Regions from separate parts of the Homo sapiens genome. Here all the other regions are linked to region 1. Evidence: chromatin loops called from intact Hi-C (ENCODE). Cell type or tissue: heart right ventricle. All regions are shown on one strand.

Region 1 (2,500 bases):
GAACAATAACCACAGAGATGGTTTATTCCTTGTTCAGAATATTAGGTATAGACTAGTTCATTATAGTACCTTAAATCACATCATATGTCTAAGATATTTAATGATAATCATTCAAGTACTTCACAGCCTGAAAAGTCTTCATGCACTTCCCTATAAAGATGGCTCCAAAATATATTTGAACACATTTTAAAAGTAAGTTGTTTATTGAATCTTCAGTTTTTACTACCTCTCCGCTCTATCTCAAAAGGTGACGTTCCCTAAAGCTTGCAGGTTGCCATAAATTACTGAGCTTTGGAGAAAAGTAATGAACTCATTTGTTTTGTTTTTGCTTTTCAACTTTACAGCAACCTTGAAAATAAATGAAAACTATCAGGATGTTTAGTTTAGGAAATTTTCATGGACTTTATATAAACTGCAGTAAGTCATTAAAAATAAGAGAAAAGCCAATGGGAAAAAAACTAATGTGATAGTGATAACTGAACCGTGATCTCCTAATTGCAGCTGTATATTATATCTACCTATAGCTACATGGCAACATAATATATTTATATCAATAAATTAGCAGCAAATTCCTAATGCTCTTCTTTATTGTTTCCCTCATACTACCTTCTTAAACCTCTTGGTCAAACTGCTAATTATTAGATTTTTTTCACCTTCTGCATGTATCTACAAAACATCTTCCTCTAATTGATTAATGGCAAGTCACTACATTTATCAGCTTACTCTTTCTGACGTCTGATAGGATTAAGCCTGAAGGGTGTCAAGGAAGCAGGAGGGAAAAGTATTCAGATCATACCTTCATTTGCATTCCTTTTAAGTACAGGAGAGTTTACAAAGCATTTATTCTATTACAGCTATCAATTTGCTATTTATATAGGTGTCCTGAGAGCCAGATGGTATCAGGTTAGAGGTTGGTCCTATCATTTCAGGAGCAACCTCCACTTCTGAAGTCACAGGCCCCAAGAACAATGACCAAGGTCGCCCTCCACAGCAGGGCTGTGCTTTTCTTTGAGGAGAGATAGCCCTTCAATGCTGAGAAACCCAGCTTCCAGGAACTGCAGGCCTCAGCCCAGGCACTGTCTTTCACGTAGTCCTGCAGAGAACAATTGTGTGAAGCACGGTGACCTCAGAAGCCCAAAGCCTGGCAGGCTATTTATGAATGCAGCGTGCTCAGAAAATGGGTTCAGGATGAGGAAACCCTATCAGAGCCCAATTTAGCTCCCACTCTGCCTGTGAGAGCATCCTATGAGAAAACAAGGGTAAATATAGCAATAACCAGGTTGCATGTTGTGCTTCTGAGAGCAGAAATGAGAGATCTTCAGAGAAATTTTAGCCAGACAAGTAGGATTCTCGGAGCATTTGTTGTGGAGCTAGATTATCGAGGTGTTTTTCTATTGGCCTTTTATCTTTTTTGAGGGAGTTGAAAATCTGGTCAATGAATTCCCACTTTTACGTAAGAAAACATTTTACAATGAATATGGGATAAATAACATTGCTCATCTTTGAAATATGATGGCCCCATTGTTATTTCCAGAGCAATCTAAATAGATAAAATAGTTTCTTTCCAAGCAGGTCGGCCACTTTGGGCTAATGCAGCTTATCATCTGTGAGAATTAGGCCTGGCCTGAAAATGCCCTCAGCAGGATTCAGTATAGTTTTCCTTATGTTATATAGTCATGTTAGTAATAACGACAGAGGACACCCCGTCCCAGGTGTCAATCACCTAGTGGAAGAAGAACAAGAGCTTCCTCAAAAGAATGCAGCAGCTAACGCAGAATGCTGTAAGACTCCAGCTTCACTGCTTTGAAACCTCCTGCAGATTCTTTTGTTCTTCACACACGATATATTTCACTCTTCAAATAGCTCCATGCTGTTTAATATCCAGAGTTCCTTTCATGAACTGTCACATGCTTAGGTTGACACAGACGCTAACTTAATTAAAGCCTCAGGGAGCACATGTATTATCCACTATAACTGGCCCTTCATTGGAAGGAAAATGGCATTTAGCAGCAGTTGTGGGCTGTGATAACCAACAAAGTGAAAGTAAGAAGAATACTGCAAGTGGAAAATGCTACAACCTTACAGAAAAGCAACACAACTGCGTGAAGCAGGGGCTGCCAAGGAAGTCATAATGTTGAGCCAATAATTCTTGTGGAGTTTTTCATAAGCAAATAGTAAAAACCCAAAGCTATAAGGACACAATTGCTCATTGCAATGACTGATATCCCAATCCCCAAAGAACAGAAAACAAAATCTCTTTAATTATAAATTTGCATATTGGGAATCTCAGTCTGGTCATTGACTCAAATATATTTTAATTTTAAAAAGCATGTATTTATACACATATACATTTGAAAACATGAGCTATGTTCTAGCAGTTCAAAGGCATTTGCCAAGACGTTTCCAATAATCTTGATGTAATTCCCTATTGTGCGCTTAAAAGATTATAAAACTTCCATTGAGCTTTTCTGTATTAAAACGAAACAACTCCATTCTACCT
Region 2 (2,500 bases), 230 kb before region 1:
TGTGCACTCTAAGTACACTCTTATACACAAGAGAATTTAGCTTGATCTGCCTGGAGAAAGTGTACTACAGTTTAAAATAATATTAATACATTTTGGGGATTTATTTGAGTACTCCTTTAATAAATGTGAGCAAATATTTTTCTCTTTAAAAATTAAGGTAGATTGAAAATAAACATAAAATGCCTCTAAATGTAAAGTAGTGGGATCCTGGGAAAAAATGGCTATGAAGGAAACGCTAGTGCAATTCACATAAAGTGAGGCATAATGCATCAATATCGGTTTCTCAGTTGTGACAAATATACAATTGTAAGATGTTAACAACAGGGGAAAATGGGTAAGGAATACACAGGGGTTCTCTGTATTATAATATCTTTGTAACTTTTCTGTAAATCTAAAACTCTTCTGAAATTAAAAATTTACTTAATCAAAAAAGAAACGAAAAGAAAATATCTGCTAGACTGATCAACCCCCATTAAGCATGTATTAGTTGCAAACTAAACAGTTCTCTAGAAAAGGCAACTCCTCTTTGGCACGTTCTCTCTGCTACTCAGGCAGGCAGCACGGCAGCATCTTCAGCATCTCACAGGGCATCTGTGCCCATTTGTTTCTTGGCCTCTTACCTGGTCAGGCCACGCAGATCATACATTTTTGCAACACCATCCTCTTTAACCTGTATATCAATGTACTCAGCATCATTTCCTTGCCCTTTTCCTGTTCAGTAGAAACTGGTAGCCCTTGTCCTGATTCCACCCAATAAAATAGTATCTTAACAACTTTGCTCCTTTGGATCTTTAAGTGGTGTATTCTTAATCCAGTACTGATACCTGGGCCATCAGATTTGGCCCTGTCCTGCAGGGTTTCGCTCATTCTGTGGAAGCTGCCAGTCTGAAGCCTGGGAGACCTAGACCATGAATGGTTCCTGTGGAAATCAAGCACCCACAGAGACTTCTCTGGCTCACACGGGCGGCGTTTTTGAGTATTTTAAAAAAGAATTTAAGAACTGACAGTCTCTCCAATACGGCAAATAACTTCCTATGGAAGAGGGAGAAGCCAGGTAGATGAGGAATCAAAACAACACACTTCAGTTCAGTAATTTGCAAAAGAGTGAGGCCAACTTTAGTTAGGGAGTAAGGTTTATCTCCACAAAGTTCCAATGACTCTGCCTTCTAATAGAGTCATTCTAATATTTCTCAAATGCATCCCCTCCTGTGTCAGTCAGGGTCCAACCAGGAAATGAAAAATCTCTTCAAATATTTTAAAAGAGAGAATTTATAGAGCAGATTGTTGTACAGGTGATGGAAAAGGTGAGAAGCCAAATAGGAGACAATGAGACAACTCAATGTTAGTAACAGCAGGAAGCTACAATCAACTCCGGGCTGGAGAAACAAAGGGAGGAAATGGGGTTCCCAGAGCCCAGGGGTGGGATCCTTGGGCAGAAGCCAGAACTGTGGCATATGTGCAGGGAGGCAGCTAGAGGCAAGAAGAGAATACAATGGCTGCTGGAGGTGTCACCTGAGGCCTAGACAGAGGATGAAATGCGTTGATTTTTTTTCTTCTTTCTTCCCAATCTCCTTCCAGTAAATACCGCTGGCCAAATCTAATAAAAAACTACCTGACATAGAAACCCAGTAAAGATAGTCCAGAGAAATCAGTCCCCCTTCCAGACAGCACAGAAACATGGCAATGGCTTCATTTGAGGTCTCCACCATCTCTTTCTTGCACCACTACAGAATCTTTTTAACCTTTCTTTTTGATTCAACAATCTCAGTCTTCCTCCAACTCATTCTCTATACTTCAGCTAGAGTGATTTTTGTTGAAACACAAATATATATGTCAAGTCCCTGCTTAAACCTTGATATGACCCCCTGCTAACTACAGGCTAAGTCCAAGTTTTTAGCATGGCGGAAAAGCTCTTGTCTCTGGTCCCTGCCTTCCTCTCTGGCTCATTTCCCACAACTCACTGCATGATTCAGCTTGAGTGTTTGCAAGACTTCAGGGGACACAGAGTGGTGTTAGCTACTTAAGTGTTGTTCACTTTGTAGACTTCAGAAGGAGGCACCCAGGCATGAGGGTTGTCATGGAGGGCATGGCGGGGGCACCAAAGCTGTCACTCTAAAGAGGCTTCTGGATGCCACCATGAGCAGGTCTGGAGAGTGAAAGAGTACTCAGTGAGAGCACAAAGGACAAATGGGAGGAGAAACCGAAGAGCCTTGAAAGGACATCAACTCATGATGATGTGAGATTAAGGACACGATTAAGTGAGATTTGAATTATTCCTTTTTTTTTTTTTTGAGACAGAGTCTTGCTCTGCCGCTCAGGCTGGAGTGCAGTGGCGCGATCTTGGCTCACTAAGCAACATCCGCCTCCCGGGTTCACGCTATTCTCCCGCCTCAGCCTCCTGAGTAGCTGGGACTACAGGCGCGTGCCACCACGCCCGGCTAATATTTTGTATTTTTAGTAGAGATGGGGTTTCACCGTGTTAGCCAGGATGGTCTTGATC
Region 3 (2,500 bases), 170 kb before region 1:
CTAAAATTATTCTTTTGCAAATTCAGGTTGTGTTTCATGCCTAGACCAATAAACAAGATACTCATGTTGACTATTAACCAAAAAGGGGTCATTGGCTAGACATTGAAGTTCTTTAAGTCTAGGGAATTATTGGACTCATGACTTCTTTTTTTTTTTCAGGCCTTGTCATTTATAGGCTTGGCTCAATTCATCGTAATAAACTCAGTAGTGTGTCTATGCGAAGATGGAGAAAAATCTTTGTCAAGAATGCTACTAATAGCTGTTTCAGCTATCTATTGTTCCATAAAAAGCCATGCCTAAATGTAGTGGCATATAAAGAAATTATTTTAGGCCAGGCGCGGTGGCTCATGCCTGTAATCTCAGCACTTTGGGAGGCCAAGGAGGGCAGATCACGAGGTCAGAAGATTGAGACCATCCTGGCTAACATGGTGAAACCCCGTCTCTACTAAAAAATACAAAACAGTAGCCAGACATGGTGGCACGCCCCTGTAGTCTCAGCTACTTGGGAGGCTGAGGCAGGAGAATCACTTGAACCCGGGAGGCAGAGGTTGCAGTGAGCCAAGATCGCGCCACTGCACTCCAGCCTGGGTGACAGAGTGAGATTCCGTCTCAAAAAAAAAAAAAAAAAAACATTAAAAAAGCGTTCTGCTAGTCTTGTTAGGGGTCTTTCTTTTTTTTTTTTTTTTTTTTTATTATACTTTAAGTTCTAGGGTACATGTGCACAACGTGCGGGTTTGTTGTTAGGAGTCTTTCACGCAGATGCAGTGGGGTGGTAGCTGAGCCTAGAGCTTCTAAATGGCTTACTCAGATACCTGATGATTGGAGGGGACATCTGGACGCTAGGACATCTCTTTCTCCACACCATCCTTTTATGTGACTAGATTGGGCTTTCTATAAAATGGAAAGCTTTGGTCAGATTTATCACAAGACTAGCCTAGATTCAAAGGGAAGAGAAATAAATTCCATCTTTCCAAAATTTGTGGCCATCTCTAATCTATCATACTTATCCTTGAGTATTTTTAGTCAAAATGATATTTTTTCCTTTTCCTATTATAGGTTTTTTTCTTCTTCTTTATTTTCCTCAAACTTCGTTATTGGTTTTTGTCTCCAGAGATTACAGGGATTTCTGAGAGAGTTACCTCTTTATTTTGCAGTATGCCAAAACTTTGGCATTTCTAAAGGGCCTCTTAGAGGGCAGGAACTCGATTTCATTCCTGGGCTGAGTATCAGCAAACGGCAGTCAGAACAATGATGACGGCCAAGCCTGTAAGATTGTTTGAAAGCAGTCTGGGCAAGTTGGTCCAAACGATCCCCAAAATGTGGGCCAGGATCCAGCCTGGGTCCCGTATTTGTCACTAGACAACTGGGCTCTGCCAAGGCCACAATGAAGATGTCCAACAAACACACACAACACTGCTGACTCTGCTTCCCAGGACAAGGCAGCTCTGCTTTTTCCTCCCCACACCCACAGCACAGCGCATCCCTGGGTAATGACAGGTCTCATCTTTATTAAATAAATCACATTGGCATTACAGCACTCCCGTGAACTCCTTGAACTTGCCAAATTTGCAAAAACCAAAGCATTATGGGGACTTGGCCATGAAGTTTAAATCTGTTTCTTAGGGCGGACTTTTAAATGGTTATATTTGTGGATACACCCCATTCTTAACTGTTGCATAATGGGTAATGTGAATTTTAATCAAAGAGCAGCGTTTTTGTTGTTGTTGTTTTAGATAGATATGTGATAATTCTTCTTTCATTCTGAGCAGTCAGACAAATAAATGACTCTGGAAATTATGGGTCCAAATGGTCTTCCTAGACGTAAAGCCTAAGTAGAAAAATATTTGACCTCACTCATTACTAATCTAATAACAGATTTTCAGATTCTTGGATGGCCATTGTCTAGACTTTTGGCTATGAAAATGTGTATGGAACTTTTCAGTCATTATTATAACAATTTTTAGCCTTCTCTGCATAAATAAAACCAATTTCAGCAGAAAAAAAGTGCTGTGGGGTTCATGGGAATCATTTCATATGTAATATTTAAGTGAATAACCATGTCTTAAGAATTTTACTGATTACAAAGGAGTAGAGAGAAATAAAGTATGAGGAATAGATGGAGTTCTTTCCTTGCAATGGAGATAATAAGGTCCAACAAAAACACCATGAACAAGCTCATATTCGAGTTTAAATGGTGAAATTAAGGGCAGAGTTTTGTTTGCTTAATAGCTTGACTATTCTATGATGTTGGAGTTACTAACCATAGAGAATGTTAAGTACCAAAATGAATACTAAACTCTGATAGGAGCTCGTAAACAAAAGGGGAATGGAGGCTGAAGGGGACAGATAGATAAGCATATTGATAAAACACTCTCATCATTTTCTTTCTTTGTCTCATTGGATATCTTTGTGATTACACGATGGTAAATTTTTGTATTTAAGTATTTAGGAATGACCACCAAGGCCTTATGCCAAAGTAGAAATTTTGAAAGAATAAGAG

What was found. Peaks named below come from ENCODE experiments on the same cell type or tissue, not always from the same donor. Only the 100,000 strongest peaks of a DNase experiment are listed, where the experiment ranks them.
Region 2: a loop joins it to region 1, with 4 times the contacts of the local background. A loop is called at or near these places in 2 of 110 quality-filtered maps.
Region 3: it touches region 1 in a loop (2.1-fold over the local background); 4 of 110 quality-filtered maps call a loop at or near these places.

The regions. Positions count from the first base shown.
Region 1 is chr5:58,070,668-58,073,167 of GRCh38, forward strand. No RefSeq gene overlaps it. Among named protein-coding and RNA genes, the nearest start is that of LINC02101, 50 kb to the right of the region's middle. In heart right ventricle, no CTCF peak of the experiment used is centred here; a DNase peak (open chromatin) is centred at 1,094; H3K4me3 peaks cover 433 bases; H3K27ac peaks cover 2,500 bases.
Region 2 is chr5:57,843,227-57,845,726 of GRCh38, forward strand. No RefSeq gene overlaps it. Among named protein-coding and RNA genes, the nearest start is that of LINC02225, 55 kb to the right of the region's middle. RefSeq lists an enhancer at 2,407-2,500. In heart right ventricle, no CTCF peak of the experiment used is centred here; a DNase peak (open chromatin) is centred at 1,435; H3K27ac peaks cover 2,091 bases.
Region 3 is chr5:57,905,447-57,907,946 of GRCh38, forward strand. No RefSeq gene overlaps it. Among named protein-coding and RNA genes, the nearest start is that of LINC02225, 7.5 kb to the left of the region's middle. In heart right ventricle, no CTCF peak of the experiment used is centred here; a DNase peak (open chromatin) is centred at 1,355.